2 separate regions of the Mus musculus genome follow, and region 1 is linked to region 2. A link is a contact called in ENCODE POLR2A ChIA-PET data. All regions are on one chromosome and are shown on one strand. The core of a region is the stretch at or near the end of the contact, and the rest is flanking DNA. Distances in the headings are between cores, read along the strand shown. Region 1 holds the start of Polr3d (polymerase (RNA) III (DNA directed) polypeptide D). Region 2 holds the start of Ccar2 (cell cycle activator and apoptosis regulator 2).

Evidence for each region. ChIA-PET counts read pairs that join two places held with the same protein, here RNA polymerase II (POLR2A).
Region 1: POLR2A ChIA-PET joins it to region 2 with 12 read pairs in Patski. The contact joins the promoter of Polr3d here to the promoter of Ccar2 in region 2. POLR2A ChIA-PET finds 5 or more read pairs at or near these places in 2 of 5 experiments (Patski and embryonic stem cell).

The regions. Positions count from the first base shown.
Region 1 is chr14:70,441,185-70,446,382 of GRCm38, forward strand. Polr3d (polymerase (RNA) III (DNA directed) polypeptide D) reads right to left here and starts at 2,287. Exons shown (of 9, transcript NM_025945.3): 1 at 2,149-2,287; 2 at 1,767-1,936; 3 at 1,168-1,211; 4 at 120-271. The coding sequence starts at 1,931. Mir320 (microRNA 320) reads left to right here and starts at 2,326; the gene lies at 2,326-2,407.
Region 2 is chr14:70,151,464-70,156,966 of GRCm38, forward strand. It overlaps Ccar2 (cell cycle activator and apoptosis regulator 2), which reads right to left and starts at 2,328. Exons shown (of 21, transcript NM_146055.3): 1 at 2,164-2,328; 2 at 1,201-1,294; 3 at 910-1,001; 4 at 417-508; 5 at 98-212. The coding sequence starts at 1,258. 9930012K11Rik (RIKEN cDNA 9930012K11 gene) reads right to left here. Exons shown (of 7, transcript NM_001112735.1): 3 at 5,196-5,336; 4 at 4,953-5,055; 5 at 4,698-4,813; 6 at 4,387-4,490; 7 at 2,942-3,813. The coding sequence ends at 3,705.

The sequences.
Region 1 (5,198 bases), core at 1,037-3,536, 290 kb after region 2:
TAGGGTTCAATAAGGAAGACTGCCCACAGCGAGGAGAGCCCAACTTGGAATGGAGACTCCCACGCTCTGCCTTCTCAGGCAGTCTGAACTGCAACCCAGACCAGGTCCCTTCCTGGTACCTTTTTTTTTCATCATTTCTGCCGGACCCTGCTCGAAGATAGAATGGGACTGGATCACTTCCGGGCGGCCACGTCCCCGTCCGTGACCCTCACGCTGGCGGTCCCTGTCCCGTTCACGCTTTTCCTTCTTCATAGTCACTTCTTCTTTTGGCCTGGGAATGAGGACAGACAAAAGGGTCTGCCTCAGGAAATGGAGCCTCCTCGCTTGCCCCTTTCAGCCCGCTGAGCAGAGCTTGTGAGCCAGTAAGTACACTACGAGAATCGGCACCCAACCCTTCGCTATACCTTTGACATCTCCCATAAAGCACGGCCTTTAATTTCCTTCTACTTTACCGTCTTGTCAAAATGTGGGCCTTTTGTTTTGTTTGTTGGTTTTTTAACCCTCTAAAAGTAGAAAGGCTGGAGAGCAGAGGACCTTAAGGCAAAGTTGGAGAGTTCAGCCCCACCTCGGCAGAAACAGAAGGTAGCTGAAACTATAAGAGATGGAGCCTACTGGGTGGTTACCCAGCTCCTAAAGGAGAATAGAAACTCAGCCCTTTCCTCTCCTTAATTTCTTTCTTCCCTTGGGTATTCCGACTGCATTCATTGCCATACCATGAACCCAAAAGCAAGAACCACCTGATTGATCGTGGACTAAAATCTCCAAAACAAAATGTCCCTCTCTGTAAGCCAATTATCTCAGCTATTTATTACAGAAAAAAAACAAAACAAAACAAAAACCAAAAAGACCCTCTAATGCAAAGTGCCCTGGAGCTAAGCGTGGAGGTGTACATCTTAATCCCAGCACTCAGGACACAGGTCTGAGAGGCAAGCACATCTCTGGGAGTTCTAGGCCAGCAACCTACATAAGTGAGTTCCAGGACATGCAAGGCCATGTAGCGAGGCACTGTCTCAAAAAGAAACATGCCCCTATATAACCCAGGATTGAAGGATGAGAACCACTGGTGAATAAGCTAATAGCGTAAGTTAAAATCTCTAGGCCACACAACCTAATTACGTCCCCAAATTCAGAGCTAACCGGGGTGAGTACTGTTCATTCATTACTTACTCTTCTTTGATCTTCCGACTGATGATATTTGGGGTGAAGGTTTTCTGAAAAGTAAAACACAGTACTGTATTTTCGATGTGCTCAACTGACCAACAGTCCTGGGATGGCTTAGAGAGACAGGTAGACTATCACCAGTAGCCCCCAAGGCAAAGCTAAAATGCTTTATCCTGTGTTTGCTATTCCTTTTCAGAGCTACTCGGTACAGTTACATCTACTGTTACACACATAACAGGAGGGGACAAAGAGCAGTTACCGGCATGCCTAAGATTCATCACTTACTAGATTATTAGTTTTCAATACTGACATCCACAGAGTTATGAACACTCGAAATTGCAAGTAAAGCAATTTTGTCTGGCTTTCAAGGGATTTTGTAAGGAGCCCAGAACATAATAAGCACTTCCGGATGTCTTGAATCAACTAGATTCACTGTCTTTTAATTGCCTAGGAGACCCTGTCAGTGTCCTGTACCAGCACCTAGGTTTGCAGGTCTCTCTAAAGGCTGACATCCCACCAGGGGCCCAAGGCAGCACATGAATGAACATCACGAGTCGCCTCCCTACGGCCTGGGTGGGTTTCTATACAAACGCGCTCGCAGGTACCTTCTTGACTCCGCCAAGGGTGAGGTCCCGGGAGCGGATGGAGGGAAGGCGACCGGGCGTAAGCGGGGGTGCGGGCCGCCGGCCGATCAGCCCCCGGCCCCCAGAGAGAAGGGGTCGCGGCCCTCCAGGATTGCTGGGCTCGCCCGCCGCGTTTCCTTCCGACATGGTTCCTAGAAGAAAGTAGGCAACAAAGTGACTCCAAGGGCTGGACGCGAGGACCCTGGGCGGAACCGCACCCACGTGGCCTCCCGCCCCCCGCCCGTGCGTCGCTCTCGCTGCAGCTCAGCTCCTCCCCGTCCCACGTGGCGAGGCTTCCCGGAGCGCCCCACCCCTAGCTTTGGACTCCGTCACCTGCCCTTTCCCTGGGGACTTCGTGACGCACCTGCGTGGAGGCTCTGCGCCGAGTATCACAACCTCACCTCCGACTAGAGCAACCACGGGCCGCGGGTCTCCGGGCAAGGCGGAAGTCTGCGTGGCAAGGACCGGGCGCTGCCATCTTACCCTGGGGCGGAAGTGACATCAAGGGGGCGTGACCTGACCATAGTATTTATCCGACGGTGCCTCGCCGCCCTCCGCCTTCTCTTCCCGGTTCTTCCCGGAGTCGGGAAAAGCTGGGTTGAGAGGGCGAAAAAGGATGTGGGAGGTGGACTGTAAGCTGTGCCGGGGTGTGACTCGTGGGGGCGTGTCTCGGCCCCTGGCAGGGAGTAGAGGTGCGGTCCTCGGGGTCGGAGGTGGAGGGGCTCCAAGGTCGCCTACCTGCTGTATGTGGAGTCCACACTGCGCAGCCTCTGGGAGCAGTGGGGTCGCCGCTCGGGATGGGGCTCCGGACATAGGGAGCTTAGAGCCCTCAGGCCGTGGCTGGCTGCAGCCTCCCTGCGTTGACCTTGGCGTGGTCATTGCACCTTCGGGCTCGACCCTTTGCTCGCGTGCGCCTTCCCTTGCCGGTCCCTGGGGTCTTGGGGTGTCACCCTTAACGCAGTTTGGACAGAGCAGCCAATAGCTCTTCTCATCTACCTGGGCCCATGACTGCTTAGTCAAATCTGGGAAGCCTTTGGAACTGAAGTTTGCTCTTCAACTGGAAGGGTTTTTGTTTTTTGATTTTTGGTTGGGAGGTGTGGGTATTTTTAAGACAACCCTGCTCTGTAACCCTATCTAGTCTGGAACTTAAGTAGACCAGGCTGGCCTCGAATTTGCAGCAGTCCAGTCTCTTCACTCATCCCTCAGTTGTAGGGATTACAGATGTACACCACCAATCCCAGCTGAAAAATTTTTTTATTGTAATGTGTGGTTGCAATCTAATCTGGGGGGGGGGGAGTCATTTAATGTTACACTACAGCGACCCCAATACAAATAAAAAGGTTATGTAATTCTAGGGAAGGAACCTATTTCTGCTGGAATTCCATAGGCTGCTAGCATTAAAATATTTTTGATGTACTGTAATATTGTGCCACACAATAGTGTATTCTTTGTCGGAGACAAATGACCAATGGGAGGATATATATGTGCATATTTATATGTATATATCGTAACTTGTTTCCTTAATGGGGCACTTACTTTAAATAGGTATGTTGTTAGAAATAGCTAGTGTACATTTGATACATCCAACTTTTTTGCTTTCTTGTAGATTATATCCCTAGGAAAGAGTTTCAGAAAATGTACATATTAAAAGTATACTTTGCTGGGCAGTGGTGGCACACGCCTTTAATCCCAGCACTTGGGAGGCAGAGGCAGGTGGATTTCTGAGTTTGAGGCCAGCCTGGTCTACAGAATGAGTTCCAGGACAGCCAGGGCTACACAGAGAAACCCTGTCTCGAAAAACCAAAATAAATAAATAAAATGAAAATAGTAAATAAGTAAACTTCATTTTGATGTCATACATATGCAGTTATTTAAAAAAAAAAAAGGGGGGGGGGGAAATTATGTGACAAGCCAGGCATGTTGGTGCATGCCTGTAAACCCAGTACTTGGGAGGAAAAAGCAGGCAGGTCTCTGAGTTTACACCAGCTTGGACTACAAAGTGAGACACTGATGGTGATGATGATGATAATGATTCAGCAGAGCCCAAATTCTGTTTACTTTGTTTTCCACAATAGTAAGATCTAGCACTTATATCAAAACCAGAATATTGACATTTTTGCAGTCATGGTACAAGACATTTCAGCATGACAGGAATCCCTGAAGCCGCCCTTTCAGATACAGCCAGCCTCCCTTACTGCTGAGCCTTCTCTTCCTCCCACTCCTCCCCACACTAATCTGTTCTCCATTTCTAAAATGTTGTTATTTCAAAAGTATTCTAAAGATGGAGTCATACGGTATATGACTTGGATTGTTTTTGAAGAGACGGAGTCATCTTGTTATAAACCTCTAGTTGACCTGAAACTCACTGTAGAGACAAGACTTGACTTCAAACACTCAGGAAAGTATCTGCCTTGGCAGTGCTAGGATTGAGGGAATGTGCCCTCGTGCCCAGCTTCTGTGGCTACTTTTTATTTGTTTATTTATTTTAGATTTTATTTATTTCATGTATATGACGAATACACTATAGCTTTCTTCAGACACACCAGAAGAGGGCATCAGATCCCATTACAGATGGTTGTAAGTCACCATGTGGTTGATGGGATTTGAACCCAGGACCTTTGGAAGAGCAGTCAGTGCTCTTATCTCTCCAGCCCTTGTGGCTACTCTTTTATCCCTATAATTTTGTGGCTATTATCCAAGTGGTACATATCATTAGTTTATTCCTTTTCCTACTGCATTTCTATGATTTATTTAGTCATCCTTTGAAAGACATCTGGGTTGCTTAGTTTGTGTCTATTGTGAATAAAGTTGCTGTGGATAAATGTGCAGCTCTTTGTGTCAATACAAATGTCCACGTCTCTGGAATGAGTGCACCTGTTGGTAGGTATGACTGTATGATTAATCTTGGAAACAAGAACAACAAACCGGCTTCCGCAGTGGCTAGACTATTTTCGAAGAGTATTTTGTGGTTCATTATCAACGCTACTAAATTGTTTTCAAGAAGTGCTTATGCTAGAGGACTGAAGATGCCCAAGTGGGTAAGAGACTTGCTGCCCTTATTCCCAGCTCGCATGTTGTGGCTCTCAGCTGTCTATAATTCCAGTGTCAGGGGATTTGGTGCCCTCTTTCAGCCCCCAAGGGCACCAGGCAAGCTCACAATGCACAGGCACACATGCAGGCAAAAACCATTTGTGCATGTAGAATTCAGAACAAATAAATCCCCCTTTTAAAAAGTACTGAGTTAAGCCAGGTGTGGTGGTGCACACCTTTAATCCCAGCACTTGGGAGGCAGAAGCAGGCGGATTACTGAGTTTGAGGCCAGCCTGGTCTACAAAGTGAGTTTCAGGACAGCCAGGGCTATACAGAGAAACCCTGTCTAAAAAAAAAAAAAAAAGTACTGAGTTAGTCAGTCCG
Region 2 (5,503 bases), core at 1,078-3,577:
TATCCCACCTCCTCAACAAAAAGGATTGTGCCCAAAAGTCAGACCACAAGACTTCCTCCTCTCCTCCCCATTGCAGAGGACATGCTAAGAAAAATACCTGGTTGGAGAGCGTCTGCACCTTGACAGCATTCCAGGGCACGGCCTGGCCTGGGTTGTATGCGGCCTTCACCAGCACCTTCTCCCCCAGCTGGGGCAGTCGACCCTTCACCACACTGCCAGCACACAAACCAGGAGGCCCCATCAGGAGGCACCCTGGACAAGTTATTCTGACTGCCCCCAGGAAGACCTTCTCCATCAAAATTTCTCATACCGTGCAGTAAGATAGCAAAGCAATGGCTTTAAAGAGGGGGCCCACCAGCACAGAGACAGAACTAAATGCAACAACCTTTCCGAGAACAGACTAGCCTCAAGCCTACCTTAGCTGAAAAAAGACTTCTTCATCTACCACCCCAAAGTAGTCATGCAAGCTGGTAACAATGCCTGTGAAGACTCGCTGCTTTTCCCCACTCTGCAAGAGAAGGATAGGTCAAAAGCAACAGGAAGTGACCTGAACAAAATCATGCTATGTCACTAGGGCCTCATCTCTAGCCACAGGGACTCGGCTCGTGGTATTACAGGAAAATTCACATGGGAAGAAAACCAGTGGGCACACAGCCTATCTGTGAAGAGGACAGACGCTAATACTTGACTTCATCCAAACCGCACCAAGACCTCTCTGGAGCCAGGTATTCAAGATTCCCCAACCTAAGAGTTGTCTGCGTTCCCCAACACTGGCCTACTACCAGGACAAAACCAAACCAACCAACCAAACAAAAAACCATTGTAACACAAGAAACAACACACAGCAGGCATCCAAACATACTAGGGTCGCCCCAAAGGGAAACTCGCTAGAAAGAGCACCCAACATACCTGAAGGTGCCTGGCATTTTGGGACAGGTCTGTGGCCACAGGAGGAGTAAGTAGACCAGGGGGAGGGCCCAAAAGAGATGTTGAAGCTGCGCCTATGGGGACAGAGAAGCAATCTCCAGGAATTGCACCTACTACCCGAAGCACTAGAAGATAGCCAGAGGATCTTATAAACCCAGAGGTCTAGGTGGCTCCAATCAGCTACTCAGACATTCAGAAAAACACCCAAGAGCCATAGTTTTTGAAACTGAGTCTCGAGCATGTTCTGAGTGTAACCAGTAAGGAGTTAAGCACCTGAGAAGTTGCGTCCCCCTGGAAGTGGGTTGATCCTCTGCCGCTTAAACTGGGACATTTGGAATACTGTCCTTTCAAGGTCTTGGGGGGAAACCTTCAATCAAAACAGAAAGAAGTTAGCAGCTCCAATGGAAAACTTCCATCTATTGGGGAGGGGGAGGGGGGATAGAAAATCTTAAGTAAAGCTTTTAAGGTGAAGAGGTGGGTCCTAAAATGGAAGAATGGAGAGGATGTAGAGGAGATGAAATTGGTAGTAACGTTACTCCAGTTTGTTCTCACAATAACCTAGTGGTGGGTGCTAGTGACATGCTGGTTTACAGACAAGGAAACTGGAGCTTTGAGATCCGGAGACTTGCCCAAGGCCACAAAACCAGGTAGTGACAGAGTGGGACTCACACCCAGGTCTCCCAACAACTTAGCACTCCTTTCACTATGTCACTGGCACCCCTTAGAGAAGCTGGAGGAGTGAGGGGCTGGAAGAGCTCCGGTGACATTCATTCATTCAAAAACATCCGCCAGAACACTCCACGCAGGGCCGGGGCAAAAAATAAAAATAAAAGGTGCGAGTAGCGGGTTGGTGATGCGGGCCCTCTCCCCGGAAGCCCGCCAGGCGTCTTTAGGACCCGCTGGTGGGAAGGGAGCTGTCCAGCCGGCCCTCGCCAAGCGGCCTGCACGCCGCTCCCTCCTCCTAGGTCCCGACCCTAGGCTCCGGCCTCCGCAGCCGCCTGCGCAGAGCTTTCCGGGCCGGGCCACCGAGAAGCCACCGTGGGAGGTTCACGGCGCGAGGTTTCTCCTCCTCCCGCCCGCCCCCAGGGCCGAGGCCGTTGCCAGGGCGACGGAGCTTGCAGTCCAGAGGGGCTCGGCTCTTTCCGCGACTGGCGCATCTTCGCCGTTCGGACCCCGCAGCCTCGCCACCCGAGAGAGACGGAGAGGCGGGGGCGCAGCAGGAGGCCCCCAACCCACCTGCGGGCCAGGGCCACGACACCAGGGGGACAAAGACACCCGGAACCACCGCAGCCGCCGCTGCCACCACCACCGGAAACGCCTCTCCGGAAGAGAGACCACTGGTCGGAAGCTGCCACTCTCCCGGATATGGTACCTCCCTCTTCTCCATCGACCTCTCCCTTCCCCCACACCAGCCTGCCATCCCGCTCCAACTGTGGAACGGAAGTGCGCCTTCCCAGATCCGATAATGCCTTCGGAAGCCGAGCTCGGTGGTGTCCTCTCTCAAGTGTCCCATCAGAAAAGTAAGCTCGAACCATTGGTTCCAGGTCTCAAAATGACTGGAACTGGACCCACTCCCACAAACACAAGGAAGGGGACTACCACTTACACACCCTGCTGTGCTCTACTAACCCCCAAGACTACAGCAACAAAAGAAGCAGGGCCTCCATTGGCTAGAGGAGGAGCGTGCCTACTGGGGGTCCATTTCCAGGGGATAGTCTTCTGACTAAAGCCAATGACCACCCCACCCCACCCCCATCCCTATTCCTGTCCTTTTCTTGACTGCACCATCAGCAAGGGGTAAGCATATCCGAAATCTATACCCAGACTCTCAAATATGAAACGTACACGATCTTAATGAAGTGGCTCTATCCAAAATCTTGCCAGAAATGTGGCTATTTTCACAACTATTAACAGTGAACACACACACACCTTCCTTTAACTTCTGGCCTCCCATCTCCCCACTCCTGTTTGCCTCCAGCATCACACCCTTCCCAGGTCATTTAACAGTCACAGCACACATTGAGAATGTTTAATGTTACTTCATCCTCCTAACAAGCTTATGAGGTAGGTAAGGTGGGTATCATGGTCCCAAGTAGGAAGCTGTGGCTCAGAAATTAAGAGACTTCGCTATGGTTAAACTCCAGGATAGAACACAGCATCTTAGAGTTGACCTTGCAAGTTATGTGTTGTTCCTCTCAATGTTCTTGACCTTCCCCCCATCCCTCATTCAGCCTTCAGGGGCTGTACTCCAGAGCCGTGACTCACTACAAAGGTACCCAAGGCAATGTTGTTCTTGGTCCTAGGGCTGCCGTCTCAGGTATGAGGAAGACATTAGAAGTCCACATTAGTAACTGTTCATTGTGGAATGAAGATCGGTGCCATCCTTCCAGTGACACCCCAAACACCAACCCTTTGGACGAATGATTCCATCAGATGGGGCAGACGGAAGTCCAACAAAGATTGCATAAACTTACATCTGCAACATGCTGACACACTCCCATACTAAACATGCTCTATGAGCACCTGATAAATAAGTCAATTCACATTGCCTAAGCCCAGAGATTTCTGATGAGGAGGAAGAGCCCTGGAAGAGTGCTGGAACTGCACTCAGGAACCTCTTGGGGATCCAGGGCTCCTTGCTTCGATGCTTAGAGATGGATTTGGCCTTCACCTTGAAGAGGAGCAAGCACCAATAGCTTTTCTTGGCAGTGCAGAGAAGCAGCAGTAAGCCAAAATGTGAGGGACTTCTTCCCAAGGTCACCAGGTACACCAAGAGGTCATACAGAAAGATTTTTTGCTCGTGGCTTCTTAACCACCAATGCTGGTATAAAGGTCTTCCGTTGGGAATGGCACGGAGTCCTGTCAGAGAGGTTTCTAAACTCCATCCTATAGAAAAGCAAAGGAAAGTTAGACAAGAAGAGAAAGAAAACAGACAAGAAGCTTTGCATACCTCCTGAGGAGAAGCTGCCAACCATGACAGACAGACTTCACCTACAGTAAAATACTTTGCCTGTGTGTCTACCTTACCAGCCCCTAAATTTCAGTGGTAAGGAGTGAGGGCTTGACACGTGAGGATGAACATGCCGCCCACAATCTGGTAGTGGCTTCGGGAAAGCCACTGTTCCCAATCTCATGTCATCTTCTGTCTCTTCACCAACAAATAGGGCATATTTTTGTTTAGTTGGGTTTTTTTTGGGGGGGTTGTTTTGTTTTGTTTTGTTTTTTTTCAAGTCAGGGTTTCTCTGTGTAGCCCTGGCTGCCCTGGAACTCACTCTGTAGACCAGGCTGGCCTCGAACTCAGAAATCTGCCTGCCTCTGCCTCCTGAGTGCTGGGATTAAAGGCGTGCGCCACCAAGCCCGGCCAAATGGGGCATCTTAACTACAAGACAGGACACTACCAACATCCTCGCCCAGCAGTCTCTCCCCACTGCCTAAATCTAAATCAGGCACAAGACTCACCTGGATCCAGAACCATCAGGGGGAACAGGAGGCTCAGGAAGTCGAGGGCTCCTCCAACGGAGCCGATTGAGCAGAACTTTGACCTTATCCCAGTGGGAGAGATCCTGCTGAACAGAGAATAAGGGCTCATCTTATTATAGTACATCTATATACTATACATCCCTAATGAAGCTACCAGGAACTTCACTGCCCAAGCAAATCACCTGCTCCAAACAGCAATCCTGTCATTTCCCTGTCATTGCACTTACACATTCCCATGTTCCCCCACCCTGCACCATTCTACTACCTGCTCCACATATATCCATCACTACCTTGGGTTCCTGGGAGGGTGGAAGGATGTGGGTTGGTTCCAGCAAGGCCTCTGGCAGCCTAGAGGGGCTGGTGACAAGCACCCCCACTTCTGGAAGTGAAGCTGCCTCTGCACCTTCTGAAAGAGAACTACATCATCTGGGGCCAGAAACAAGCAGGAAGCAGCCCCACTAAGCTACGGTTTAGGGGTCTGCTGATGGGACCCTGGGCAGGCACATAGGCAGCAGAATGCAGAGGAAGACACAGTTGCCCCTTACCTGGGTCCTTTGTCTGGCTTAGCTCCTCTCTGTGCTCCTGGACCCTATTGTCTGGGATATGTGATGATGAAAGAGCTGGAGCCAATACTTCCTCCTCAGGATCCTGAGGCAGGCAAGATGGAACAAGCAGAGACTCACTCGAAAGCTGAGGCTGTTCAGAAGGCATTCATGCTCCAGGGGTCCCACCCTCCCCCCACTTTCCTCCCTAACTGACCTGGCCACCTGCACCTGTACATCACTCACCCTAGAGGGTCTCTGGGTCTGCAGCTGCAGGTACAGCTGCTGGAGCCTCACCATCTGCTCCAGCACAAGGCACAGGTGTTCCAGATAGCGCAAGCCCTGACCTGGAAGGCAGGTACAGGCTGCAGACTCCATATTACCAACCTGTGGGACACGTTAAGGTAGGAAGACCTTCAGAGTCAGCCAAAACTCCCATTCTGGGTAGTCAGGCTGCACTGAGCCAACAAAATGGAACACAGCAGACAAGCCAAGAAAGACACACTTGGCTGGCTTCCCCAGTGGCCAGCTGAGCATGTCACCCATACCTGTCT